Linked DNA regions of Homo sapiens: region 2 is linked to region 1. Evidence: read pairs that join two places in POLR2A ChIA-PET (ENCODE). Cell type or tissue: Panc1. All regions are shown on one strand. Each heading gives the region's core, and the rest is flanking DNA. Links, peaks and the distances in the headings are about the cores only. Region 1 holds the start of LOC124902395 (a long non-coding RNA gene). Region 2 overlaps KIAA1217.

Region 1 (15,750 bases), core at 5,136-13,135:
GCCATATCAAGGAAACACGTGATGTTTATAAATACAATATGGCTCATGTTGTCATAACCTCTCAATGACAAAAAATAAAAAAAAAAATAGTACAAGGAAAAGCAAGCAGCCACGCAGCAGGAAAGATGAGATTTGTATCACTTGGAAGTTGCATATCAGATGTGCATATATTACCTTTTCTTGCTTCTAAAAAATAAGACTTTATAACTGGAAGCAGAGAAGGAACAAGAAAATATCTCCCATGTTCTGGACAGCCACTGTATTCAAATGTGTTTGCCTAGCTAATCATTTCTGTAAGAGTCCTTCCTTATCAATCATAACAGAAACATCTTTTTGCCTCCCAGAAAAGCACAATATAAAAAAGATATCATTATGTATATCACTCATAAATGAGTTCCATAGTGTTAACTCCAGCAAATTATAGAACACAGGCAAGGATTTCATGAGCCTGAACTTATGTGAAAAATTATAGATGTCTGTATCATTATTGATTATTGAGTTAATTGATTATTGTCTGTATCATTATTGCTTTTTGCCAATATATCTTCAGGATCTTGCATGAGAGCTGAGACCAGAGGAAGGATCTGACTCACTATGGCTGATTGAGTGAATCAGTAAACGCTTACAGTAATGAAGTTAGGTTAACTGTTCAAAAATCATCACCCTTACGGTGTAAGTTTAGAGATATTTGAAATACTGACTATCGACTCAATCTAAAAGCAAGGGGCCAGGCACAGTGGCTCATGCCTGTAATCCCAGCACTTTGGAAGGCATGGAGGGAGGATCCCTGGAGCCTAGGAGTTCAAAGCCAGCCTGGGCAACATAGGGAGACTGTGTCTCTACAAAGAATTCAGAAAATTAGCCAAGTATTGTGGTGTGTGCCAGTAGTTCCAGCTAATCAGGAGGCTGGGGCAGAGGATCACTTGAGCCAGGGAGGCTGAGGCTGCAGTGAGCCATGATTGTGCCACTGCATTCCAAACTGGGTGACAGAGCAAGACCCTGCCTTCAAAATAAAATAAAAATAAAGCAAAATAAAAGCAAGATTTCTCCTAGTGAATTATAAACACAGCAAAATCAGATCTATCTTATTTAGATTTGTTGTCTAGGGATTTAGTTTACGTTCTACCACAGGTGAATTCAACTCCTGAAAACTCCAGCCCCCCCCACGCAAAAAAAGGTTAGATAACTGTGTATTTCTGATGAACACTTATTTTAATCTGACAAAGCAGATTTTTTCTTTATTGTTATTCTTAAACTTCAGGGTTATTAACTTCTTTTTTTTTGAGGTGGAGACTCACTCTGTCACCAGGCTGGAGTACAGTGGTGTGATCTTGGCTCACTGCAATCTCTGCCTCCGGGGTTCAAGTGATTCTCCTGCCTCAGCCTCCTGAGTAGCTGGGACTATAGGCACGCGCCACCACACCCAGCTAATTTTTGTATTTTTAGTAGAGATAGGGTTTCACCATCTTGGCCAGGATGGTCTTGATCTCTTGACCTCGTGATCTGCCCGCCTCAGCCTCCCAAAGTGCTGGGATTACAGGTGTGAGCCACCGCGCTCAGCCCAGGGTAATTAACTTCTATCAAATTATACTGATAGACTGAGGAAAGGCAGACATTCTTATTTCTCATTTGGGTCAGTGGCCAATAGCGGGATACATTAGGTAATGTGCTATAAGCCTCAAACACGTACCTTTACAAATCACTGTATCGCTCTTAGTAGATAAGGCACTAATTAACTGAAAGTTGGTGATAGAAAAGGGCTGAAGTAAGTATCTTTTTCTATCCAGGTATTTAATGAGAATCTACTCAGGGCAGGGCATTGTCCGAGAGAGCCACAGGGAGCGTGAAGATGAATGAAATGGAGACCCTGTCCCTGAGAAGCTTAGAGCTGAAAGACACTTAAGACGTGTGGACAGAAAACCAAACACCACATGTTCTCACTCATAGGTGGGAATTGAACAATGAGAACACTTGGACACAGGGTGGGGAACATCACACACCGGGGCCTGTTGTGGGGTGGGAGGAGTGGGGAGGCATAGCATTAGGAGATATACCTAATGTAATGACGAGTTAATGGGTGCAGCACACCAACATGGCACATGTATACATATATAACACATTGTGCACATGTACCCCAGAACTTAAAGTATAAAATAAATAGATAAATAAATAAATAAATATATAAATCATTCATTAAAAAAAGAATAAAATGGTGAAAGGAAAAGAAAAAGAAGCGTGCATCAATAACTCAGTGCAGTCAGGAAAAGGGGAGTGCACAAAGAGAGCGGGGCAGGGAGGTGAAGTTCTATGGAAGTTTCGAGAAGGGACAGTGAGTGGTGAGGTTTGGAAAGAAGTGAGAGAGGCTTGATGAAGAGAGTGGCTTCTGGGTTAGGTCTTCAGAAATGAGAGGCCCATGGACATGTGGCGATGACTCATCGACACACTGATGAAGACAGTGGTGGGAAAGGACGGACGGTAGTGACCACAGGCATGATTACAAAGGCCAGTTCTAGAGTTGGCCTGCCTGGCTCTAAATTCAGCTCCACTTCTCTTTAGCTGGGTAGCTTTGAGCAAGCACACTGACCTCTCTTAAGCCTCAGCTTCCACTTCTGAAACAGGAGAATAATAAGAACTTCTCTCACATTGTATAGGTGTGAAAATCAAATGGCAGTAAATACAAGCAAATTGCTCAGTATGGTGACTGGCACAGAGTAAGCACGTCAGGAATGTTAGTTATTGATACCGTTGTCATTGCATGAGTGAAGGGGATATTACAGGTGGGTCAAAAACGATCTCTAAATAGATTATCAGCTAGGAGTGTTTTCTGAAACTTCCATTTCTGTGGGATTCTTTTGTTACTACGGGATGACTTGATACTCCCTGAATCCCAAACCCCTCTTCTCAACAAGAACACTGCCCTGTGAGAAAAAGTGCTCTGAGTTCAGTGGCCACTGCAGACACACATACTAAATGGGCAACTCACTCTTTTTCTTTTCTTTTCTTTTCTTTTTTTAATGGATATATTTTTAGTGTGCTCAGAAAAGAAGAGAATGAAGCAAAATTAAATATAAAAAGATACCATGAAAGAGATGTATAATGAAATTAAGCAACCTACTCATCTGACAAAGTGCTAATATCCAGAATCTACAATGAACTCAAACAAATTTACAAGAAAAAAACAAACAACCCCATCAACAAGTGGGTGAAGGATATGAACAGACACTTCTCAAAAGAAGACATTTATGCAGCCAAAAAACACATGAAAAAATGCTCATCATCACTGGCCATCAGAGAAATGCAAATCAAAACCACAATCAGATACCATCTCACGCCAGTTAGAATGGCGATCATTAAAAAGTCAGGAAACAACAGGTGCTGGAGAGGATGTGGAGAAATAGGAACACTTTTACACTATTGGTGGGACTGTAAACTAGTTCAACCATTGTGGAAGTTGGTGTGGCGATTCCTCAGGGATCTAGAACTAGAAATACCATTTGACCCAGCCATCCCATTACTGGGTATATACCCAAAGGATTATAAATCACGCTGCTATAAAGACACATGCACAGGTATGTTTATTGCGGCACTATTCACAATAGCAAAGACTTGGAACCAACCCAAATGTCCAACAAGGATAGACTGGATTAAGAAAATGTGGCACATATACACCATGGAATACTATGCAGCCATAAAAAATGATGAGTTCATGTCCTTTGTAGGGACATGGATGAAGCTGGAAACCATCATTCTCAGCAAACTATCGCAAGGACAAAAAACCAAAGACCGCATGTTCTCACTTATAGGTGGGAATTGAAGAATGAGAACACATGGACACAGGAAGGGGAACATCACACACCAGGGACTGTTGTGGGGTGGGGGGAGGGGGGAGGGATAGCATTAGGATATACCTAATGCTAAATGATGAGTTAATGGGTGCAGCACACCAACATGGCACATGTATACATATGTAACAAACCTGCACGTTGTGCACATGTACCCTAAAACTTAAAGTATAATAATAATTAAAAACAGAAATGAAACAAATGTTTAATAAAGCATATTTTGTTTGTTCTAAAGTCTTAGTAGGAACATCACTTCAAAATTGCAAAACTTAAATGGAAATATCAAGGAAGGGAGGCTGTGGGCTGTGTATAAACAAGCAGAAACAAGTTCAAATCCAGTGTCCAACATTGATCAGATGTGTGAGCTTGGGAAAGACCTCTTTGGCTTCAGTTTTATCACCTGTGAAAACGAAGTCAGTATACCCACTTTGCCAGAGTTACTGACTAATTTAAATAATATGTAAAGTACTTAACACACTGCCTACTCTGCAGACACAAAAAGGTTTGCTATCTTCTATCTAGAACAACGATGGTAGAGAATGAATACTATTTATATCCTGATAGATTGCACCAAGAAATTAATAGAGTTCCTATACATTTTTACAGTTTTACAGAAAAAAGAAGTCAAAGTAGAATGTGCAACCAAAGGAAGATGAAAGTAGGAAAATTAAAAAGAGAGTCCAGGAATGAAGCCAACACACAAAACACACGCCACAAATGCCTGTACCCTTGCTGTGGGTGGGCCACAAATTTAATTCTAAGCTTTAGAGTAGCAACACAAAGAGGGAAAATGATCACTTACAAGACTCAAAGTGTCCATATGATAAAAATAAACCAGGAGAAGCACAACTATTTCTGGTGATGAGAACAGAGAGATATTTTTACAGTGGGTCCTCATTAATGATAGAAAATGAATAATATGGCATTTGTAGGACCATCAGTAGGACACTCAGCGCATCCTGTTTAACAAGTGTGTTTACTCTGCACTCACCAGGGGTTAAGATGCCATGACTGGTTTTTGGAGGGACGTGAAGATGAATCATCACATAATATGGCTTGTGGCTTTGAAGAGTGTACAGTCTTTTGCATGAGATGAACACACAGCTAAATGATTATAACACAATGCGAATGTGCAACAGGCCCCCAAAAGGGAAAGATGAATTCTGACAGAGCATTAGCGAAAGCTTCCTGGGGTAGGAAGTCTTTTATTTGGGCTCTAAAAACAAGTTTTTATTATTTTGTAAAAGATTTTATTATGGGCTGGGCATGGTGGCTCACGCCTGTAAATCCAGCACTTTAGGAGGCCGAGGCGGGTGGATCACCTGAGGTCAGGAGTTCGAGACCAGCCTGGTCAACGTGGTGAAACCCCGTCTCTAGTAAAAAATACAAAAATGTGCCAAGAGTGGTGGTGTGCACCTGTAGTCCCGGCTACTCAAGAGGCTAAGGGAGGAGAATTGCTTGAACACGGGAGGCAGAGGTTGCAGTGAGCTGAGATCGCACCACTGCACTCCAGCCCGGTGACAGAGTGAGACTCTGTCTCAGAAAAAAGAAAAGAAAAGAAAAGAAAACAAACAGATTTTATTATGAAAATTTTCAAACACAAAAAAGTAGAGAAAACAATAAAAGGTACCCCCATCATCCAGCTTTGACATTTTTCAACATTTTACCATTTTGTTTCATCTACTTCCACCTTTTTGTTTTCTTGGTTTGCTGCAGTATTTTAAAGCAAGTCCCATTTTTCATGTCATTTAACCTGTAAACACTTTAGTATGTTCCATCTTTTAAAACATAACCACTAACCTATTATTATGCCTAACAGAATTACCAGCTATCCCTTAATATCTCCTGATTCCTAACACATGTTCAAATTTCCCAAATAGTTTTAAAGATGTCTTTTACAGTTGCTTTGTTCTTCTCAAAATCTGAAGATGGTGCACAGGCCACATTTTGTTATTATGGTACAGAAGACCCCCGAGAAACTTAACTGTGCTCCCTCCCCCACTTTTTTTTCATGACTGCAATTTGCTGAAGGAATTAGACAATTGTTCTGGAATATGTTAGATGAGTAGAATTTTGAAAGGCAGATATGTAGAGAGGGAGAGTGAATTTGAGACACTTGGAAAAAGAGAACAGGAGAATGAGATGTGGGAAGTAAGAACTGTTAGGTGATTCAGTAGAGAGATAATGAAGGCTATAATTTCAGCAGCCACGGTGCCTGGGTTTAAATCTCTGTTCTGCTACTCTCTGGCTGTGTGGCCTTGGGGAAATCTCTTAACATAAGGAGCTGTCTCATCATCTGTAAACAGGGGGGCTTATACCAAGACCTGGCTCAAAAGTTTATCTTGAGGATTAAATAATTAACATTACTGTCCAGGCGCAGTAGCCCACGCCTGTAATTTGAGAGGCTGAGGCAGGTGGATCACCTGAGGTCAGGAGTTTGAGACCAGCCTGGCCAACATGGCAAAATCCCATTTCTTCTAAAAATACAAAAATTAGCCAGGTATAGTGGTGCATGCCTGTAATCCCAGCTACTCAGTAGGCTGAGGTGGGAGAATCGCTTGAACCTGGGAGGCAGAGGTTGCAATGAGCCGAGATTGCAACACTGCACTCCAGCCTGGATGGCACAGTGAGACTCCCTCTCAAAAAAAAAAAAAAAAATCCCACAAAAGTGCTTAATAAATGCTCAAATAAGTTAGCTATTGTAAGAATACTGGTACAGGCAGTGGCAGAAGGGTCATCTGTTAGAGGCCTTGCAAAGTGGAGTGGATGAACTCTGGTGACCAGCTGGATGCATGGAAGAATAAAGGTCAGGCAAGAGAAGAATCATTGGTAACTCAATGTTTTACATCCCTCCTCCCACATTCCCCAAAATATGCATGCATACACACACAGGCACACATGCATGTGCACACACATACACACACACCCTATCATAGCCCCTCCATTCTTCAAAAGGTAATCAAGAAGGATAAAGACTTGAGTGGAAAAAAGATTAGGAATTTTTTCTTCAACAGAATGCATTGGAAACCACGGAAATGATCTCCATATGAAGACACTTAGAAGCTGAACATTTGGGTCTTGAATTCTAGAGATGGCAGAGTTAGGGATATGGCTTCAAGGGTCAACCACACTGATGTAATAGTCAAACAAGTGGTAAGATAAAAATCACAAGTGCAAAGGTTCAGATAAAAAAGAGTAAATTTAAAAAAACAAAACAAATAAACTCCAAACTAGAGAAGCCTGCTTAAACACAGGCAAGAGGAAGAAGAGTTAGGGAATGAAGGAAGCTGAGGTGTCTGTGAATGCAGACAAGGTATTTAGACACAAAAGTGCCATGGAGACCAATGATTTATAAGGGGACCATTCACTGGTGTCAAATACAAAGATCAGTAGAAGAGGGGTGGGAGGCAGCAGTTACCTTGGGTATTGGGGAATAATTTAAGAGGTAGGGCCAATCTGGTAATTGTCTATATACAAGTAAAAATCAAAGACATGCAAGAGAAATTAAAGGAAGCAGAGAAGAGGGAGAGTATTAAATGATGAGAGCAGAGAGTCTTGGAAAGTTGTCTTAAAGCACACAAGAAGGTGGAGAAGCCCCCACACTATGAAAAAGCCACCAGGTTTGGTGACTAGCAAGTCACCCTCAAAGCAGAATTGTCCAGTTCCTTCAACAAACTGCTGGTATGGAAAAACGTGTACTTTTTGAGAGTCATGAAATGGAATGGTTCCATCTTCAAGTTGTACATTTGTGAATTTAAAACCCTGTGAGTACATATATAAATTTTGCAAAAGGGCCTGTTCCATATGGTGAGCTCAGTCCCTTGGGAACTGAATTATCAAAGCTCCTATCTGATGTAAGGAAACAAAAGCCACGCAATTAAATTAGATCAGGGTGGTGGGTAGAGAAACAGGAGCCAGGTATGCTGAGTTCCAGCCGAGAACCACAAGTCTCCTTAGACAGACTAGCCTCAAAAATGCTCAGCTAGATGCTAGATGAAAATTTAGTACACGTTTTCCCCACCAAGCATGCATTCCACGCACACTCTGAGGCCTAGTCTAGCACGCTTCCTGAGTAACACATTTCCAATCATAAAACCGCTCTGGGAAGACTGTTTTAGATGGAGAGTTTTACATTTTCTTTTCTTTCAAAGGCAAGATATTACATTCATTGGTTAAGGAAAGTCTCAGGAGCCCCTGAGGAGTTCTGGTGTGACTTTTGTTGCCCCTCTGCTTATTCCAACTGATGTTTTTCATGACATGCATGTTTATTGGTCATAAGCAGGCAGCTGGGAGGTCTGTGCCAGGCTGTCTCTGGAGGCTGGGGAGTGAGGTCTAATGACATCAGGGGCAGGACTGCAGTGACTGACTCATGTGAGTAGTTAGCATCGAATTCCTTCATGGCCACGCTCACATTGCAAACATAAGGGAGGACGGAGTTCCCTAACCCCACGCTGCAGCGTGGTTTAGTCTACAACAATTGATGCTTGCTCTGTTCTCTGTTTCTGTTCTCCACCATGGGCAGTGGGTTGTGCAGCTGGGCTCCAGAGGCAGGGCTCAACAAAGCTTCCTGCCCTTTAATGGCAATGCAGCCACATTCATCAAGAAAGGAAAAAGAATTCCAACCTGCAGAGCCAAAAGGTGAGGGCAGCTGAATTCCATGCCTTTTAGCGTCTGCAATCTGTGAACAGGAACCAAGTTGCAAACTGCAGGCATGATCACACCTAGCTGGCTTTGAAACCGCTTTCTATTTCTCATTTCTAAGTAATCTGCATTGAAACACAAAAGCTTTTCTGCTGGTTAGATGGTGAACATTTACTGTCCCTTCATTTGGGGACAATGATTGAGTTTCTCACACACACAAAATGAGGGCTTAAAGTAGGCTCTGGGTAACCCAGAAAAAGTGATCAGCAGGGTTTCATCTTGAAGTAAGAACAGAACCACTCTGCAGAAACCCACAGCACATGTTCTGCATATCCTGATCAGCTTTGTTCATACGGTCAATATTCGATACTCTCAGTCCTCACTGCTGGTCCTTACGTAGGTACCAGAGCTGCTGGAGGGTTAAAACAGGTGTCTTTCCAGCCACAAACAAGATTCTCAGAGGCGATTCTGGGGCACCGGTGTGGAAATGGCTCTATGTGATAGGAACAGAACTCTCAGCACCATGGAACTCCAGGGTGAAGGCTAGACATAGCAAAAAATAAAGATATTCAAGGAGCGAAGACATTGATGAATGTCTCCAAGAAAGAGAATAACAGAGTAATAAAAGGCAAATGGTGCTGTAATATTTAGTCCATGCTTCACGATTGGCATGACTCAATCTGTCTCCATGTGGCTCTGGTTTACACATAAAGTATAACTGGCAAAATAAGGCTGAAAATCCTAGAATTTCTGAAGTAGCGACACAGCTTTCAATTCAAGTCACACATCATTTCTGACACAAAAATAACAGCAGTTGAGTACGTGAGAGGCCTTTCCCTCCAGAAGTGTAGGCTCTGATCCCACAATGTCGTCATTCATATTCCAGTCCAGAAGGACAGACCTTCTCCCAGCACTTTCAGCTAGATCTGCTGGCTTCTTTTATGGTTCTAAACTTACCCAATATGGAAAGCAGAATGCTGGTCCCTGAAAGATGTCTGCATCCTAGTCCCCTCAACCTGTGACTACATCAGGTTACATGGAAAAGGGGGAGTCAAGATTGCCAGTCAGCTGACCTTGAAATAGGGAGATTTTTCTGGAGGATCAGGGAGGCTCAATGTCCTTAAAGTGTCCTTAAAAGTGGACATGGGAGGGTTAGGGATGTGAGCATGGAAGCAGGGTCAAAGGGAAGCTATCTTGCTGGGTTTGAAGATGGAGGAAGAGGACAGCAAACCAAGAAATGTTGATGACCTCTAGAAGTTGGGGGAAAAAAAAAAAAAAGAAAAGATTCTCCCTAGGGCCTCCAGAAAAGAATGCATACCTGCTGGTGACCCCTTATGTCAGACCAGAGACTTTCAGTCTACAGACTCTAAAATTTAAGAGAGTAAATCTGTGTTGTTTTAAGTCACTGAATTTGTCCTAATTTATTACAGCAGCAACAGGAAACTAATATGTACTATCAGGAAGCAGAGACAGCCTCGCTCAGGAACAAAACTGCAGCTCCAAGACAGAACAGTGCCTGGGTTTCTTTGGCAATAAAAGGTAATCATTTATTTATTTATTTTTCTAGCTAAACTTGAGCATCCAGCCAAGTGCTAATCTGTAGAAAAGATGAGAAAAAATGGCACAGTGTCTTCCAAATGTGTGTGTGTGTGTGTAGGGGGTGTACAGCTGAGAAGCTAATCTTCTTTTTACCTCCCAGTTTTGCTACAGAGGAATGTAGCCTTATTTTTAGAAACTCAATCCCTTTCTAGTGGACCTGCATTAATATGATCTTAAAATCTGCTTTTTCAGTTTCTCCTTCTTTTTTCTTCAAAACATCCCTGTGTGCTTTGAATGTTTGGATAATCTCCTGAGACAATCTAAAGCTAGAGAATTTTAGTTCCCAAATCATGCGGATTTTTGTATTATGACCTCAGCATGGCTCAGAGAGGATATGGTAATATTTAAGACAGTACAACAACAAAATTCTTCCAGGGTAGCTCCTGAATTAGAAGGTGAGAAATTGAATTAGAATGTTAGAACTTGGAAGAGCTAATGTAAGAGTATGAATAGATTTTCCATGCAATTGTGCACCTTGCTGTTTGCCTTTTTGTATGTTAGGTTTGCTTTAATTGGAGAAAGAAATGCAAGAGATCTTCTGAGTCAGTTAATATACTGTGGACCAGGGACCCTTTTATAGGAAGATTTTCAGAATTCATTTAAAGTAAGGACATAACTCCTTGCTTAAAGATAAATTAGGATGTGTCCAGCCTTATTTTAATCCCTTTGCCCTAAATAACCAGGAAATCTTACTTCTCTACCAAGAACAAATAATGATCCACTAGGTGAGATGAGTGCGGAGAACCCTCCAAAACTCAGTTGTAGAGTTCTGATTACATCAGGAGTACAAGCAAGAGGAGGGACGCTTTGACCCACTGAAGATAAGTAAAAATATGACAGAAACACTTACCCTCATGTCTCCATTCATAGTTTTTGGTGTGTGATTAAACGCATGTGCAGGATCCTTGTTGTACACTTTGAGGAGTGATCTGTCTTGAATGTTCCTGGAATCAAAAACATCGATAACTATGGCAGATGAAAGAAGCCTGACTTTGGCCATTTCCTTAGCCTGCCCTTAAAGATCAGGTAAAAAACATGAACAGACAATCCAAAGGCTATCTACAGTACGCCAGTCAAAAGCTATGTGACCATAAAATAGGCAATTATAAATACGGAAAAGAAGAAGAAAAATGACTTCAGCTTTTCTCTCCTTTTCTTGTTCCCCAAGAAAGTATTATTCCTCCAGTATAGTTCCCCACCCATAAATGTTGGGTGGCACGAACTTTCTTTCAAGATTCCGAGTATGGAAACTAAGGCTTTAAAAAAAAAAATAAAGTTCCAATATTTACAATACATTCAAAGAGATTTGGTTGATATTTAAATATTTAATTGTTTACTTTTCCCAAACACCTGGTTTGCTGCTTATCTAATGAATGTACATGAAAGAAGATTTTTTTCTTTTTCTTTTTTTTTTTTTTTTTTTGCCTTCAAACACTTTCGGCAACTGAAAGAAAAGGTATCTGGAGTCCAGAAAAAAAAAAAAAAACAGTACCAAAAAGATCTAATATCTTTACCATGCCTTTTTTCCTTCCATAGTGGGTTAGAAAATTAGTTTTTCTATATACAAATCGAATTGCTGGATGTGAAGAAATAGCAGCAGATAAATTCTTCTTTTTTCTCTGAACCCGGCTCTTAGAGCCAAGGTGTCATAACGTAGCAAAAGACAGGATCAGAGCCTACCTTAAAATTATCGAAGAGCACATGAATATCTATGAAGTCTCTCTCCCTCCATGTTCAGCTTTCATCAGCAGAAGGGCCACCCAAGGCCCTTTTGGCTCTGTCTACACTGTGATCCCTTCCAATGCCGGCTGGGCTAGCTCAGAGAAATGTGGGCAGGAGGAAGAATTCCTCTCTTCCAGGTGCAGCCTCATTTAGTGGGCTGACCCAATCACTGGGATTACTGGCTTGTGTTTCTGTTTTAACTGAAGTGGAGGATTCTTGGACTAGTCTTCTCTTTCTCCTTTAAATATCCGCCAGTAATTGCTTTGAAGCAATGACTAGCCCAAGCTTGCACGGTTGCTCCAGTAGCTTGTTAGAAGTCGGCTTGAGGGGGAACCAGCAGCCCTGTTATTAAAGGGGGCTGGGTGAATATGAAGGGGAGACTCACAGAGGTAAGGATGTGGGGTTTCACTAAAGGAGCTCCCCATTTGGCCAGAGGAAGGAGTCACAGGCGAGGACGTGAAAAACTAGAAAACCTCACGGGAGCCATGAAAAAGACTAACTGTGATTCTGGAGGTATTTAAAATGCATGAGGTTGGTTTATCATGACTTTAGAAACATATTCATCTGAGATGAACCAACAGTAAAGGCCGGGGTTGCATTTACTGTGGCAACATTTACAACACAATATTCTGACCTGAACTCTCCATAGCATTTCCCTAAGGAAAATATGAGGAGCCTAACACAATGATGAGATAGGCAACTGTTTAGCAAATATGCTCACGCTTCAGAAACACTGAAGGAAGTGCAGTGAAATTTGTCTCTGAACTTAGAAGATTAAAGTCACTGTCTCCAGTTGAAATCTACATGATACTTTTCTTTTGTCTTTTTTTTTTTTTTTTTTTTTTTTTTTGAGACGGAGTCTCACTCTGTCGCCCAGGCTGGAGTGCAGTGGCACCGTCTCGGCTCACTGTGAGTTCCGCTTCCCGGGTTCACAGCATTCTCCTGCCTTAGCCTCCCCAGCAGCTGGGACTACAGGTGCCCGCCACCACGCCCGGCTAATTTTTTGTATTTTCCGTAGAGACGGGTTTTCACTGTGTTAACCAGGATGGTCTCGATCTCCTGACCTCGTGATCCGCCCACCTTGGCCTCCCAAAGTGCTGGGATTACAGGCGTGAGCCACAGCGCCCAGCCTTTTTTTTTTTTGTCTTATATAATGCTGGTGGTGAAAATTTCTTCTACCATTCAAATAAAATATAATCAAGGCATTTAATGCATAAAATCAAGAAATAGAATAATTCTTTGGAAGCGACATGCATGTGCTCACATAGCATAAACATTACTGTCATCACCAAATAAAACATTGTCTACATTTGAACATTTTTAGGTTCTTTTTTTTATTTAAATCAAAGTAACTGAAAAGTAAAATTACAGACAAATTTATAAATCGGTGATCTTTCCACTTAAATATTTTAAATGAGAGTTTTTTAAAAATAACTTTAGGCTATCAAGCTGGGAGCAGTGGGTCACGCTTATAATCCCAGCACTTTGGGAGGCCGAGGTGGGCAGATCACTTGAGGTCAGGAGTTCGAGACAAACCTGGCCAACATGGTGAAACCCCATCTCTACTAAAAATACAAAAATTAGCCTGGCGTGGTGGCGCACACCTGTAGTCCCAGCTACTCGGGAGGCTGAGGCATGAGAATTACTTGAACCCAGGAGGTGGTGGCTGCAGTGAACTGAGATCATGCCACTGCACTCCAACCTGGGCGACCGAGTGAAATTCTGTCTCAAAAAAAAAAAAAGTTAGGCTATCCATACTACAACTTACGGATCAACAAGATCATCATTTTCACAAATATCAACATATTGACTGATGGTTTCATTTATGTTATCAACTAGATTTCCATTAAGGAGAATCATGACCTTTTCTTCTTTTTCCTCCCTCTCATTTCTTTTATTTTGTGACTACTTCTCGACTTTCCCAAACAATGTAAAAAAGAAGGCAAAGTAGCCATACTTTGAAGCTTGAGAAAAGCTCTAGAAAATGGTGACTCATTGTAATATAAAAATCCTTGCACAGGCTGCAAGACAGTGAGGCCCAATTACTCATAATAACCTCATCAGCCTTGAGCTCCATAATCAAGTGTGGCTTCCCTAAGTTGCATGTTTACTTGCTATTACTGTGTCCTTCAATTCCTCTAATTGCAAAGGCAGAAATGTAAGATGATTGTTGTAACTGGCAGCTCCATGTAAAAACAGTATGTGGGATTATATTACTACAAACATTGTCTTTAAATATAATGTGATTATTTCATGTTTCAAGTTTACGCTTTGTGAATGCAAAAAATTTCTTTTGGTGACAGCTTGATTAATAATTTAGTTTAAAAACAAACATGAATTTTTGGGTACCCATGAATATTTAAACACATTTTTAAAAAGCTGTAAGGTTGTGAAACAGATGTAGTATCTATACCTTGAGGCATGTGTCAAACTTTGAAAGTTCTAAATTACTCATACACCTGGGCACATGCCTAAATATGTCATTTGTGATCATTGGTAGATACAGATCAGTTTACATTTATTATGCACTAGAGGCATATTTTTTAAAAGTGGTACCCATTAATTCCATGATGAAGAAACAGGGCAACTTGCTATTCCCCCCAGGGTGTGGACTCAGAAACCCCAAGTTCTGCCTCCAGTGATTTGGTGAGGGAACATTCGAAGAAATCAAAAAGTTCTTGACCAAGAAGTGTGAACAGCCATATTTGGGGCAGAGCTTGGTACTTAGCTGGCTGTGTGCTTTTGAATAAGTCCCTCAAATTTTATGCGTCTGAGTTTCTGGTTCCATAAAATGAAATGGCTGGATTAGTCACTAAATAATCTGTGGAGTTCTAAAATGTTTAGAGACCATACTAGCAACTGATTGCTTGTGTTGATCTAAGTCCTGTTTTCCAGGTTGTTTGGTTGGAACAGATCAAATGAGTTCTTTCTACTGTATACATGACACCAAAATGACAATAAAGATGCTTTTGAGCCAGGTGTGGTGGCCCACGCCTATAATCCCAACCATTTGGGAGTCCGAGACTAGAGGATTGCTTGCCTCAGGAGTTTCAGACCAGCCTGGGTAACATAGGGAGATTCTGTCTCTACAAAAGATTAAAAATTAGCCAGATATGGTGGCATGTGCCGGTAGTGCCAGCTACTCGGAAGGCAGAGGTGGGAGGATCATTTGAGCCCAGAAGGTCGAGGCTGCACTGAGACATGATCATGCCACTGAGGTCCAGCCTGGGTGACAGAGCAAGACCCTGTCTTCAAAAAAAGAGAGATGAGGCCAGGCATGGTGGCTCACACCTGTAATCCTAGCACTTTGGGAGGCCGAGGCAGGTAGATGACCTGAGGTCAGGAGTTTGAGACCAGCCTGACCCACGTGGTAAAACCCCGTACCTACTAAAAATAGAAAAAAATTAGCTGGGCCTGGTGGTGGGCGCCTGTAATCCCAGCTACTTGGGAGGCTGAGGCAGGAGAATCGCTTGAACCCAGGAGGCGGAGGTTACAGTAAACGGAGATCGCACCATTGTACTCCAGCCTGGGCGAAAGAGCAAGACTGTCTCATAAAAAAAAAAAAAAAAAAAAAAAAAAAAAGAGAGAGAGAGAGAGAGGGAGAGAGAGATGCTTTTGTTTCTAACTGACTCTCAATCCCATCAATAGCAGGAGTCCATTTAGCTTAATTTTGGAGGATATTCAACTGGGGGCCCTGGGGAAAGGCCACCTGGAAAGTAAGATCTTTGGGTAAAGGACAACTCTTTAAGAAATGAATGGAAAGTGAAGATGCTTCTCAGTCTCTTTTCTTATGGAAAATAATACAGAGCCCACTGCTTTTATTCTAACTTGTTATGTGTAAATAACGACCCAGTGGGATCATTACCTAAAATGTCCACAGGGTCTTTCTATGGAGGAAAGAACACTTGAGGGGGAATTGGGAAAGTTCCAATATGAATGAAGTACT
Region 2 (14,218 bases), core at 1-8,000, 190 kb after region 1:
TTCTCATCTGTAAAGTGAGGAAGTTGCATTCCCATCATTTTCACAAATGACCCCAAGTTGAACAATGCCCGGTGTTAAGGGCATCAGTGGGACTCACAACATCTCCCTGTCTTTGTTCAGCCAATCTTTGCTGGGTGCATTCTGAGCAACTGACCTGAGCCAGGAGAGGGGAGAAGCTTACAAGTCAGCATCTTTCAATATAATTAATGGTTTCTTTCTTTTCAATTGAGAGCAGATGAAAAAGCAAAGATTAGGTAAATGGTCATGTCATTGAGGTAACCCGAACTCAGGGATGCATGACACACGTATCCTGTTTCAGACATGATTGCATAGAACTATATCCTTTTTTTTGTGATCAAGAGGAAACATTTTATTTTATTTTTATTATTTTTATATTCTTTTTGAGACAGAGTCTCACTCTGTCACCCAGGCTGGAGTGCAGTGGCCTGATCATGGCTCACTGCAGCCTCAACCTCCTGGGCTCAGGTGATCCTCCCGCTTCAACCTCCCGAGCAGCTGGGACTACAGGTGAGTACCACTATGCCTGGATAATTTTTTCTTTCCTTTTCTTTTTTTTTTTTCTTTGGAGACAGAGTCCCGCTGTGTTGCCCAGGCTGGATTGCAGTGGCACAATCTTGGCTCACTTCAATCTCTACCTCCCAGGTTCAAGAGATTCTTCTGCCTCAGCCTCCTGAGTAGCTGGGATTACAGGCACATGCCTACACACTGGGCTAAGGAGTAAACATTTTAGTAACCAAGTGGACACTGAAGATGTTGAGAACTGGTAAACAAACAATCAAGCAAGTAAGAACAGAAATACCAGCATTTGGCTTTTGAGTTAATGACAAGAACACTCGGCATGGGAGCCTGGGTGAGCAAATCACAGATCTTCAAGCTTCTGTAAGTGGCCTGCATTGGGGGTCACCGTGGTGAGCTACGTAGCACCCTGGAGTTCCACAGTGCTTCTCTGAGACAGCCACAGAGATAGAAGGACAGCTTAGTGAGGAGTCCCCACTACCCCATCGAAAGGGGACTTCCATGAATAATAGTGCTTGCACAAAAGCTAACTCTCTTCTATCACTCTTCTGCTTAAAACCCTCAGCACTATATTAAGATTAAAATCCTGATTGAAGCTTACTAAGCGCCTCTGGCTACCTCTCCCAGGGCACCTGGGTCCTTCAGCAGACAAGCCCCTTCCTTCCTCTGGGTCTCAGCACTTGCTGTGTGCACCTCTTCCCAAAAAACTCTTGCTCACTCTTTGCCCGGCTGTTTGCAAGACTGGCTCCTTTTCAGGTAATCCTATTTCTTTTTTTTTTTTTTAATTATTTGTAGAGGCGGGGTCTCGCTATATTACCCAGGCTGGTCTCAAACTCCCGGGCTCAATCGATCTTTCTGCCTCAGCCTCCCAAAGTGCTGGGAAAGTGCTGGGATTACAAGCATGAGCCACTGCACCTGGCCTTCCTCTACTTCCTTCATGGCAGGTATCTCCATCTAAAATTATCTGTATATCTGTTTCCTCCTCTGCCTTCCCACCATTACATTCTGAGCTCTATGCAGGCAGTGAGTGTCTGTGTTTTGCCTCTCGCTGTCATCCCAGAGACTAGGGCAATACCTGTCCAAACTAGACTCAATCAGTGCCGAGTAAATGAATGAATGAATGAATGGTTATTTTTTTTTTCCAAATCTGATCACATGTAGCTGTCCCATCTTTGTGCTAATCAAAATTATCTTTCTTTTTTGGACACAGTGTCTTGCTGTCGCCCAGCTTGTGGCACAGTGGCGCAATCAGAGCTCATTTCAGGCTCAACCTTCTGGCCTCAAGCAATCCTTTGGCCTCGGCTTCTAGAGTAGCTAGGACCACAGGTGTGTGCCAGCATGCCTGGCTAATTTTTTTTTATTTTTTGTAGGGACAGGCTCTCACAATGTTGCCCAGGTTGGTCTTGAACTCCTGGGCTCAAACAATCCTCCCTCTTGGGCCTCCCAAAGTGCTGGAATTCCAGGTGTGAGCCATCTCACCAGTTCAAAATGATCTGATGCTTACACTTAATCACTCAAATAGCACTTTCATATACTTAATCTTCAAAATTATAATCTGAGGCCTTTTTGTGGGTTGGTGAAGAGCCACTGGCTATGAACCTGTTTGCCTTTAACTAAGTAATCTTGAAGGAGACAATTCCTCCAGCTTCAGATTCCTCCTCCATAAAACTAGGATGATTCCTCGAGCAGCTCCCACCATGAACAACCTATGAATGTTTAAGACATTGACTAGATAGAAACTGATCCTTTCTCACAAAATGTTTTGTGAGATGTCTCCCTTATTCCTGCTACGATGTCCTGAACATCTACTATATGCCAGGTGCTGGGTTAAGTACTTCTCACACACTGCCTCTGATCTGCAAACCAACTTGCTGGGCAGGAATTCTTAGCTCCCCGCCCCTTTTTTTTTTTTTTTTTTTTTTTTAACAGATGCAGAAGCTTACTTGGACCAAGTGACTTGTCCCAGACCACACAAACAGTAAGTAGTAGAACCAGTTCTCAAATCTAAGTCTGTCCAACAACAAAGGTGAAATTCCTTCCACCTCCCCACAGTGCCCCTAGGAAAGGGACTACAAAAACATCAGATTAGGGTCCCTATTTACAACAGGAGTTAGGCATGTAAGGGAGGCAGGTGTGGGATGGAGAGGGGGAGCCCCATCTTAATACAGCAGCTGTTACTTAGCTTTAGTGGAGGTTGTAACAAAGGAATCGGAACTCAATGTTTCCTGATCATCTGATTTTTTAAAATCAGGATGTAAGAAATTTTTTACATGAAAACTCCATTGTGCAGGCCTTTCTGGAGAAACTGACCCCAGGCCAGGGCCTCTGATCTGTTTTTTTCTTTCTTTTTTTTTCTTGTTTTTTTTTTTTTTTTTTTTTTGAGACAGTGTCTCTTTCTGTTTCTTAGGCTAGAATGCAGTAGTTACAATCACAGCTCACTGCAGCCTTGATCTCCCAAGCTCAAGGGATCCTCCCATCTTAACTTCCTGCATAGCTGGAACTACAGGCATGTGCCACCACATCAGGCTCAATTTTAATTTTAATTTAATTTTTTTGAGACATAGTCTCACTCTGTCGCCCAGGCTGGAGTGCAGTGGTGTGATCTCGGCTCACTGCAACCTCCGCCTCCTGGGTTCAAGTGATTCTCATGCCTCAGCCTCCTGAGTAGCTAGGATTACAGGGGTGCACCACCACACCCAGCTATTTTTTGTATTTTTAGTAGACACAGGTTTCATCATGTTGCCCAGGCTGGTCTCAAACCCCTGACCTCAGGTGATCCACCCACCTCAGCCTCCCAAAGTGCTGTGATTACAGGTGTGAGCCATAGCACCTGGCCTAATTTTTTTCATTTTTCTGTGAAGACAGGGTCTTCCTGTGTTGCTCAGGCTGATCTCAGATTGCTGGTCTCAAGCAATCTGCTCTCTCGACCTCCTTAAGTGCTGGGATTACAGGTGTGAGCCACTGCACCCGGCCCAATCTATTCTTATTCTGGCTTGCATCAATCATTGACCAATGAAAGTTGACAAATGTGGCCAGGCACAGTGGCTCACGCCTGTAATCCCAGCACTTTGTGAGGCCGAGGGGCGGGGGGTGGGCAGATCACTTGAGGTCAGGAGTTTGAGACCAGCTTGGCCATCATGGCGAAACTCCGTCTCTATTAACAATACAAAAAAAAAAAAAATTAGCAAGGCGTGGTGGCAGGCACATGTAGTCCCAGTTACTCCAGAGGCTGAAGCAGGAGAATCGCTTGAACCTGGGAGGTGGAGGTTGCAGTGAGCCGAGATTGCGCCACTGCACTCCAGCCTGGGTGACAGAGAGAGACCCCATTTCAAAAAAAAAAAGTGCCAAATGTGTCCCTTCAATTCCAGTCAGCACTTTTGGAAACACGCGTAAAATTGTTGCCAATGTGCATTCTGTGTGTTTGGGAGTCATTGTGCAAAATGCGTGGGCAGCAAGCACTCTTTTGTGAACCAAGTTCTATGAACCACCAAGTATTCTTTCTCTAGGCTGAATTCCAAGGCTCTGTTCAGAGAGTACAGGTTTCTGAAGGAAGGGATTTGATCTATGTATGCGGCTTTCTTCTTAAAATGCCAGGAAGAAGGTTGCTTAACAAATGCTTTTGACATTCCTGACAAGTAATCTCCAGGCTTGACTTCAGGGGTGAGTTACACCTCTCCCTCCCCACGCCTTTTTGAGAGTATTGCCAACAAGCAGCAGCAAAACTGATGTTCTTCAACTCCACCCTTTGGTGCATCACTGAAATGGCAAAAAGGTAGGAGGTGCAGAGGAGAACTTCAGGCCACGGAGGCAAGAAGTCAGTCATTGATTCCTGGCATGATTGTGATAGTCGTGTTTGGAAATCCAACCCATAAAATGAGCCACCGGTTTCACAGCGCACACCTTAGAGATCTCAGAAACATGCCCTAGGCTTGCTTGAGTCACAATAGCTGGGTTCAAATCTCCACTCCTGTTGTCTAAAGAACGAACTGTCTAGGCTAGTCTCAGCCTTGGTTTACAGGTATCTCTCCGCAGGGTTTTTTTGGGAGAACTATATTTGAAATAATGTGTGTGAAAGTTTCTGAGATATAGTAAGTAATAATACTTGTGGGGATTCTAAGGCTTACTTGCAGTGATTTAAGTGTATATGGGGAATATTTTTATTGTATTGCATTGGCATGAATAAAGACATTTGAGATTTGGATGTTTACGTCTTAAAAAGCCAGTGGTATTTAATATTTGCAGGAAGAAAATGTTGTATTTACCCTATAATATAGGAAACTTGGCCCATTTTTCTAATGATATAGAAAAAGCTCAATTAGGCTTAAATATGACCTAGCACCACCCCAAGCCTACAGCACTTGTATTCTCTTTAATAAAAATTGCGTAAATTATAGCTTTCTCTTGATTTGCACAGTACGGGCTCAATTCTACCCCCTTTCCCCTAAGTAGAGTTGTTTCTTACTATTTTTCAGGTTAACCAACTAATGTCAGACATATGTTTCTTCACCAAACACTGCATTAGGGGACGTTTATTTTACATTTGTTCCCTTTTGCAAATATTTGCAGTTAGTTGCAGAACTGAGCTATTTTATGAAGTACAGAAAATATGTCCAGGGAAAACATAAGGTTTCAAAAGTAGCTTTTGAGAAGGAGAAAGGAAGAAAAGTCTAATTACAGTGAAGATAGGTACTGATTTGTGCTAAGAGAATGTATAAATCACGTCCACTACACTCGTGGTTTTAATGCATTCTGTGCATCTGAATTAAACAGGAGCTAGTGTTTGAAATTATGTCTAAAGCTTTCTTCAGTGATTTGAGAATATAAAAAGTAGTGTTTCTTTTCTTTCAAAAGACATCCCTCTCGCAGTGTGCCTTCTATTCTTGACTTGTCTTGCTATAAAAGAAAAAGCTCTCACAGTCTTTTCAAATCTAAATAGTCTGTACATTAAAACAGTTTCTTTTTTCATTTAGGAAACTGAATCATAGCTATACAGTTACAAACATAATATGAAAACCTAAACACCTTTTATCTAAAATGAACCCTCAGCAAATTAGCAAGAGGTAAGGTTTAGGTATGAGGGACATTTTTTTTTTTTTTTTTTTTTTTTTTTGAGATGGAGTCTTGCTTTGTTGCCCAGGCTGGAGGGCAGTGGAGTGATCTCGGCTCACTGCAACCTCCGCCTCCCAAGTTCAAGCGATTCTCCTGTCTCAGCCCCCCTAGTAGCTGGGATTACAGGCACCCGCCACCATGCCCGGCTAATTTTTATATTTTTAGTAGAGACGGGATTTCACCATGTTGGCCAGGCTGGTCTTGAACTCCTGACCTCAGGTGATCCACCTGCCTTGGCCTCCCAAAGTGCTGGGATTACAGGCATGAGCCACTGCGCCCGGCCTAAAGGACATTTCGGTATACATTTAAAGTGAATGTTTTATACAATGAGTCAAAAGATGCCCTGACCTACAATAAATTTAATTCTTTTGTTGATAATTCCAGGCAACTTAAACATATTCAAAGCAAACATGGGATGGTTAGGACCCAAAACAGCATTTGTTTAGAAAGATGAGGTCCTATCTGGGATTCCTTTTGCCAAGGGAAGATGCCACTGGAAATGAGACTACTAATGCCCCAAGAAGTGACTGATCCTATAATGGAAAAGGGAAAAAAGAAAAAGAGAACTGCTTCCTTCTTCAAGGGACAACCACATCAAAGCACAAATGCACTCCTGCGTAGGTGTGTGAGATGAAGGTACCATCTCAGCCACTGTAGAAACTGCTGGCCTCCCTTGAAAGAACACAGGCCACATTCCAGGGCAACCATTTCTGTTTAAACTAGTTTTTAAATGTTAAAATGTTATATGCATATGATGACAATATAAATGGTAGCAAAATATAGGTGTTAAGAATAAAAGCTTCTGTCCTCATTAGTCTTCTAGTCCCTCTCTCTGATTTATTGGACATCATTCCAGAAATTTTTTTCCTTTAAGACGGAGCCTCACTCTGTTGTCCAGGCTGGAGGGCAGTGGCGCAATCTCAGCTCACTGCAAGCTCCACCTCCCGGGTTCATGCCATTCTCCTGCCTCAGCCTCCTGAGTAGCTGGGACTACAGGCGCCCGCCACAACACCCTGCTAATTTTGTTTTTGTATTTTTAGTAGAGACGGGGTTTCACCGTGTTAGCCAGGATGGTTTCGATCTCCTAACCTCATGATCTGCCTCCCCTTGGCCTCCCAAAGTGCTGGGATTACAAGCGTGAGCCACCACGCCCAGCCTGGAAATTAATGTGTAGACAAGTACACAGAAAATGCACATGGCTTTTTATACAAATAGGATCCACCCTTTTTAAAACAAATGGTGGGCTGAGTGCAGTAGCTCATGCCTATAATCCCAACACTTGGGGAGGCAGAGGCGAGAGGATTGCTTGAGACCAGGAGGAGTTCGAGACCAGCCTGGGCAAAACACAGTGAGACCCCGCCTCTAAAAAGAAATTTAAAAAACTAAAATGAAAATAAAATAATACCTGGGTGATGAAACAATCTGTACAACAAAGCCCCATGACACAAGTTTACCTATGTAACAAATCTGCACACATACCCCTGAACTTAAATTAAAAGTTAAAAAAGAGTTTCATAATGAAAGGGGCATTTGAAAAAAAAAAAAAAGAAAAGAAAATAAGGGTCAGATAGACTATGAGACTAAGCCAAAGGGCCATACTGTTGGTTAAGTAAGCATGAACATGCATTTAATGAATAATATATGGTTGTTTTTTTTTTTGAGACAGAGCCTTGCTCTGTCACCTAGGCTGGAGTGCAGTGGTGTGATCTCCGTTCACTGCAGCCTCCGCCATCGGGTTCCAGTGATTCTCCTGCCTCAGCCTCCTAAGTAGCTGGAATTGCAGATGCGCACCACCGTGTGCAGCTAATTTTTATATTTTTAGTAGAGATCGGGTTTCGCCATGTTGGCCAGGCTGGTCTCAAACTCCTGGCCTCAACTGATCCTCCTGCCTTGGCTTCCAAGATGGGATTACAGACATGACCCAGCAAACCCAGCATAAGTTTTAAATAGTTACATGTTCACGGTTAACAGTTTAGAAAAGCAAGAACCAAACTAAAGTATCACTAGTAATTGTTAGAAAATAAAATAATAAATGGGATCATATTAACTCTACTGCTCGGTAGATTGTTTACTAAATATAACTTGGTTATGTGTTCCTACCCACATGTCAAGTGTATTTCACACATTGGCATCACTGTAGTGAACTGTATTCTCTGAACGTACCATAATATCCCCTGCAACATTCATATCGACAGAATAAACTGAGTGTTTTTGAGAAAAAGTTTGGGCAATACCTTCCAAAACTAGCAATCCAACTTGACATTCTAGAAATTTGTCCTTCAGATTCGTTCCCACATGCACAGATACAAGGATGGTCACTGCAGTCCTGTTCACAACAGGGAGAGAAAAAAGAAGCAATCTAACCAGCAATTAAAAGGGGTCAAGTTTATCTATGATGGGGCCACTTTATAATTGCTTTGAAGAGAGAATAGTTTTAAATGAGAGTCTGTCTTCTTCTGACCGTCATAAACACACACACAGCCCACAAGGGAGAAATTGAAAATTGGCCTTTGTGAGGCTCTTTACCGGAGCTGCTTTCTTCAGTAGTCTTAAAACTTATCATAAAAAAGGATGCAAATAATAAGTTAAAGATGAACGGAGCCCGTGCAACCCTTCTTTGTGCAAAATTCAAAGAGACAATTAAAAAACAAAAAGGTCCCTCCAAAACACAGGCCAAACGATTATCTGCAGCACATTTACCTTACTACCAGTGACTGCTATGAAAATGAGACCTGGCCAGGTGCAGTGGTTGACACCTTTGATCTAAACTTTTGGGGAGACTAAAGTGGGAGGATTGTTTGAGCCCAGGAGTCTGAGACCAGCCTAAGTAACAAAGTGAGACCCTGGCTCTACCTAAAAGAAAAAAAAAAAAAATTAGTTGGTGTGATGGTACATGCCTGCAGTCCCAGCTACTTGGGAGACAGAGGCAGGAGGATTGCTTGAGCCCGGGAGGTTGAGGCTGCAGTGAGACATGATTGTACCACTACACTCCAGCCTGAGTGATAAAGAGAGACCTTGTCTCGGAAAGGAAAAGGAAGGGGAAGGGGAAGGGGAGAAAATGAGATCTGACATCCCTGTGACCTTCTGAGGGGCATTCATGAACATTCATAATATTGAAGAGAGAAAATCACCAAGGGTCCATCAGAATCTTAGTTCTCTTATTCACTCCAAAAACGTATGAGGCTGCAGCCCATTTGCTTCTGAGTGGCAAGTAGTAGGTCCAAAGAGAGCCCTTTCTGGCAAGTCTACAGTGTCACACTGCAGCCAACAGAAGCCTCTCTCTGATGGGGTCTCTGCTCTCTCCATCTTGTATGATCTGAGCAGAGCACAGAGCAGGTGCAACCAGCCAGGGCGGAGACCACAGCTCCGAGGACTCCTATCGTCACTTCGACGGGACCAGCATGATCATGTGCGTTTACTAAATCTAGTGAAACTCAGAGTAGGAAACACCATTACCACGTTTGTTGCTTAATCATGAGCAAGTGAAACGGAGTGAAAGTGAAGAGTGCTATGAAGTGACAAATAGGGGGTGCGAAGTTAGACCGCCATATAGACTCCCGGTGCTGCAAGGGGCCACCAATGCTATCACCTACCTTGACTTTGGACTCACCATCCTCATGCTTCCCATAAACTTGGCTGTACATTCCTTTTCTATAAGAGCTCTAGAGAAGGGCTTCTCCAAATGCATAATATTTCACATTGGCTCTTGTAATTATACAACCAGGAAGTTGAAGACTGTTCCTGCTGCCTACTAAGTCTGTGGTCAGGAAGTAAAAGTATCAAAGCTTCCTGCCGTTAGGATAAGCTGGCCGGAAGCACTGGCTCATGTCTGTCATCCCAGCACTTTGAGAGGATGAGGCAGGCGGATCACTTGAGGCCGGGAGTTCGAGATCAGCCTGGGTAACACGGCAAAACCCTGTCTCTACTAAAATTAGAAAAATTAGCAGGGCATGGTAGCACATGCCTATAATCTCAGCTACTCGGGAGGCTGAGGCAGGAGAATCACTTGAATCCGGGAGGCGGAGGTTGCAATAAGCGGACATCTCGCCACTGCACTCCCGCCTGGGTGACAGAGTAAGACATGTCTCAAAAAAAAAAAAAAAAAAAAAAGAAAGAAAGAAAAGAGGGAAGCCCAATTAATGCCCAAGGATGAAAACAGCCTTCCCATTCTACCTGCTGATCCCTTCTGTGGCCAGACATCTGAAGAGAAAAAGCAAGGTCATCTGGGATGACACCATTCTTCAGGATGACTTTCTTTGAAATAAAGAGATTTTAGAAACTACACCTTCAAAACTGGATTGCTTCTGATCAAGTCAAATTAATAAATAGCGATGAAAAGGGCCTCAGCTGTAAAGAGCTTCTAGAAATCCCTCCCACCCAGGAGAACTCTCTGCTCTCTACCTCCCCGGTAGCCAGCCGAGAGGAACTTCCAGTTAAATTTTCAGTGCCTTTCTTTCTGAAGAAATCATTTCTGTGAAAATTCCAAAAATGACATTCAAAGAGAATAATGTAATACTTAAAGACCACTAATTCCTTTATCAAGAGGCATTGGAAATTCAGATGCTCTATTTTATTTGGAATATGAACAAAACTTCATATGCTCTTCAGTGGAAAGCCTGTGCTACGAGCAAGTAATGAAGGCAGGATCCGAATCCAGGCAGGAGACTTCTTCAGTCACTGCACGCAGCCCATCTGATTTACAAGCCTTTGCTAAAACCCACTAGGTGTAAAGTGCTCTGCTCAATGCGATCGCTACTTATTGATCAAAGATAATCTCTGAACGCTACGACAATTAAGTGTAATAAAAAGCTTCACTGGGCTTCTAAAACAGGATCTATATGTATATATACATACACAAACTCATATATATTCATTCTTATATATTCATATATATGAATATTGTATACATTCATAGATGTGTATATATAGTCCTATATATACACACAAACACACATATATATTCATTCGTATGTATTCATACATATGAATATTCTACACATTCATAGATGTGTATATATATATATATATTCCTGTATATATGTGAATATTCTACACAGCCATAAAAAAGAATGAAACACGTCTTTTGTAGTAACATGGTTGGAGCTGGAGGCCATTATCCTAAGTGAACTAGCTCAGAAACAAAAAAAACAAATACTGCATATTCTCACTTATTAAGCGGGAGTTAAACAATTGGTATATATGAACATAAAGATGGAAATAATGGACCCTGGGGACTGCAAAAGGAGGGAGGGTGGGAAGGGGGTGAGGGTTGAAAAATTACCTATGGGTTATGATGTTCACTAGTTGAATAATGGGTGCACTAGAAGCCCAGTCCCCACCAGTAGGCAATGTACCCATGAAACAAACATGCACATGTACCCCCTGAATCTAAAAGAAAATAAAATAAAATTTAAGAAACATTTCATCAGTGACTCAAAACCTATTTGGAGTTTTGGCACCATGTTTGAGTTCAAAACTCTTTTCTACCCTAAAATTGCAGCTTTGTGATTCATATTTGAAACTAAAACTTTGAATGAAATAAATATTTGCTTTCAATTGCAACAATAAAAAAATTGTCAAGTGGGACCTAATTAAACTGAAGAGCTTCTGTACACCAAAAGAAACCATCAACAGAGCAAACAACCTACAGAATGGGAGAAAATATTCACAAAGAATGCATCCAACAAAGGTCTAATGTCCAGAATATGTAAAGAACTTAAATCAACAAGCAAAAAACAACCCCATTAAAAAGTGGACAAAAGACATAAACAGACAATTCTGAAAAGAAGACATACAAGAAGCCAACAAACATATGAAAAAATGCTCCACGTCACTAATCATCAGAGATATGCAAATCAAAACCACAATGAGATACCATCTCACACCGGTCAGAATGGTTGTTATTAAAAAGTCAAAAAATAACATGCTGGTGAGGCTGTGGAGGAAAGGGAGTGCTTATACATTGCTGGTGGGAGTGAAATTAGTTCAGCCACCGTGGAAGGCAGTGTGGAGATTTCTCAAAGAGCTTAAAACAGAACTACCATTTGACTCAGTAATGCCATTATTGGGTATATACCCAAGGGAATATAGATCATTATACCGAGAAGACACATGCACTTCTATGTTCATCACCGTGCTATCCACAAAGACATGGAATCAACCTAGGTGTCCGTCAATGGTGGACTGGATAAAGAAAATGTGGTACATGTTCACCATGGAATTCTATAAAGCCATAAAAAAGAATGAAATCATTTCTTTGGCAGCAACATGGATGGAGCTGAATACCATTTTCCTAGCAAATTAATGCAGAAATAGAAAACCCAATACCACATGTTCTCACTTACAAGTGGGGGCTAAACATGGAGCACACATGGATGTAAACATGGGAACAAAATACACTGGGGACTACTAGAGTGGGGATGGAGGTGGGATGTGGGTTAAAAAACTACCTATTGGGTACTATGCTCATTATCTGGATCCAGTATACCCATGCAACAATCCTATACATGTACCTCCTATATCTAAAAATAAAAGCAGAAATTTAAAACAAATAAATAAATATTTGCTTTTCTCCTTATAGATCTACCCTTGGGATAAGGTAACTCAACCTTTTCCCAGTGCCCCCAAACAGTGCTGGGAATGAGAGTCCTCAATGCAGCCTAATTCATGGGACCACAGACATCATCTGTCATAGAATGAGTTCAGGCTCAGCAGCTCAGATGCCAAAATCCCTCTAGAATCCCCCTCGATGAGCCTACTCAATACTTCATTAAGAGCCTTCTCCCAGGAGTGTGGAACCTGAATAATTCTGAATAGTCTGACATGGAAAAACTGGAAAAATTGTTAAGAAAACCCTGGAATGAAGAGAGTGTTTTCCCCAGCTAGAAACACTGTGGCTAAAAATAGCACAATGAAAAACATATTTGTCTCTTACATACAATGGATGTAGGATATAATTATGGGCTGTGTTTCTGTCTGGGATAGAGGCAAGGGAGGAAGTGCCAACGTCTAGAATACAGAAGGAATAAAGGACAGTATATTCGACTCCTAGGCTCCTTCTGCACCCTGTAGCAACCACAGCCCCTTGGTGACTTGGGTTCTCACTCCGAAAATACCTGTAACATTAAAATCCGACTCTACTTGTATGGCCAAGAAAAATTTCAGGCAGGTAGAATTTAAAATTTTAAGTCTGTGCAGTACTGGAGCTCCTATCAGTAGGTACCAGTAAAAAGTAAATTAATATCACTTCTGTAGCCTGTCTAGAAAAAAGTGGCAAAAGCATAATTAATATAAAAATATAAATACCCTGGCTCCTTTGGCATACTTAACATTTTGTATTTTAATTACTTTACAGAATCATTGCTGCTGCTGGGAGTTATTTCAATAACACATTCATTTTTTTTCTATGCCTCCTAAAATGAGAAAAAGTGCAGGCAGTATAGGATAGTTTATTATGTCGTATTTCCCAGTAACTCTCTGAGCCACAGTTTCTGCATCTGTAAAGTGGAAATAGACTGCTAGCCAAGGCCGGGTGCAGTGGCTCAAGCCTGTAATCCCAGCATTTCGGGAGGCCAAGGTGGGTAGATCACTTGAGCCCAGGAGTTTGAGACCAGCCTGGGCATCATGGTGAAACCCCATCTCTACCAAAAATACAAAAAATTAGCCTGGCACAGTGGCATGCACCAGTAGTCAGGAGGCTGAGGTGGGAGGATTGCTTTAGCCGGGAGGCAGAGGTTGCAGTGAGCCAAGATCGCGCCACTGCACTTCAGCCTAGGTGGCAGAGTGAGACCCTGTCTTTTTTTTTTAAAAAAAAAAAGACTACTAGCCTTACTTGACTGCTAGTCATTACTTGTAATGATAAGAGGAAGTAAAGAATATAAAAACACTTTCTAAATATCCAATGCCATTTCAGCAGTCAATAAAAACAATCATTAACATTTGGAACATGAATGCTTAGAACTGTGCTACGTCTGTTTTGTTATTTAATCCTCACAACACAGCTAGCTACTGGCATCCCATTTTATGGACATGATGACTGAGGCCTAAGGACATGAATTTACTTTCCTCTAGTTATACAGCCACTAAGTGGTGAAGCCAGAACTCAACGCCCAGAACTTCCGATGTTGGAGGCACAGTTCTTTGTCACTCACTGTTTTGCAATAACTGTGGTAACAATTTAATATGAATGTGAGTTCTGGCATTAATCCACATTATCTAACTGCAAAATTTCAGGAGGTCTCATTCTCACACATGAGGCAGTTCTTAAAACATTTTGAAAGCCTATCCACTTATTCCTAAGTAGTTTTAGTTTCAAAAGTCCAAATTCCCATTTCACAGGTATCTTTCGATGATTCTGAACTCCGCTTTAACCTCACACGCTGCCATGCACTGTGTGGAAGAAACAATAGGCTTTCTTTGTGTTCTTTTTAAGCTTGGTGGAACTAACTACTCACAGGGCAACTGATGCCTCTGAACTAACCCCTTTCAGCTAACTCACAGATCCACAGCCGCATCCAGTGATTGCTATCACATCCAAATGGCTGGCAAGACTGTTTACTTATCCTCACTGGCA

What was found. Peaks named below come from ENCODE experiments on the same cell type or tissue, not always from the same donor. Only the 100,000 strongest peaks of a DNase experiment are listed, where the experiment ranks them.
Region 2: POLR2A ChIA-PET joins it to region 1 with 10 read pairs; 4 of 35 experiments call an interaction of 5 or more read pairs at or near these places.

Annotation. Positions count from the first base shown.
Region 1 is chr10:24,433,662-24,449,411 of GRCh38, reverse strand. It overlaps KIAA1217, which reads right to left. Exons shown (of 21, transcript NM_019590.5): 5 at 10,933-11,026. LOC124902395 (a long non-coding RNA gene) reads left to right here and starts at 9,946. Exons shown (of 2, transcript XR_007062090.1): 1 at 9,946-10,022. RefSeq lists enhancers at 8,569-8,618, 15,291-15,750. In Panc1, for the core only: no CTCF peak of the experiment used is centred there; no DNase peak of the experiment used is centred there.
Region 2 is chr10:24,240,100-24,254,317 of GRCh38, reverse strand. The region is part of intron 2 of KIAA1217; the gene reads right to left. Among named protein-coding and RNA genes, the nearest start is that of MIR603, 28 kb to the left of the region's middle. In Panc1, for the core only: no CTCF peak of the experiment used is centred there; no DNase peak of the experiment used is centred there.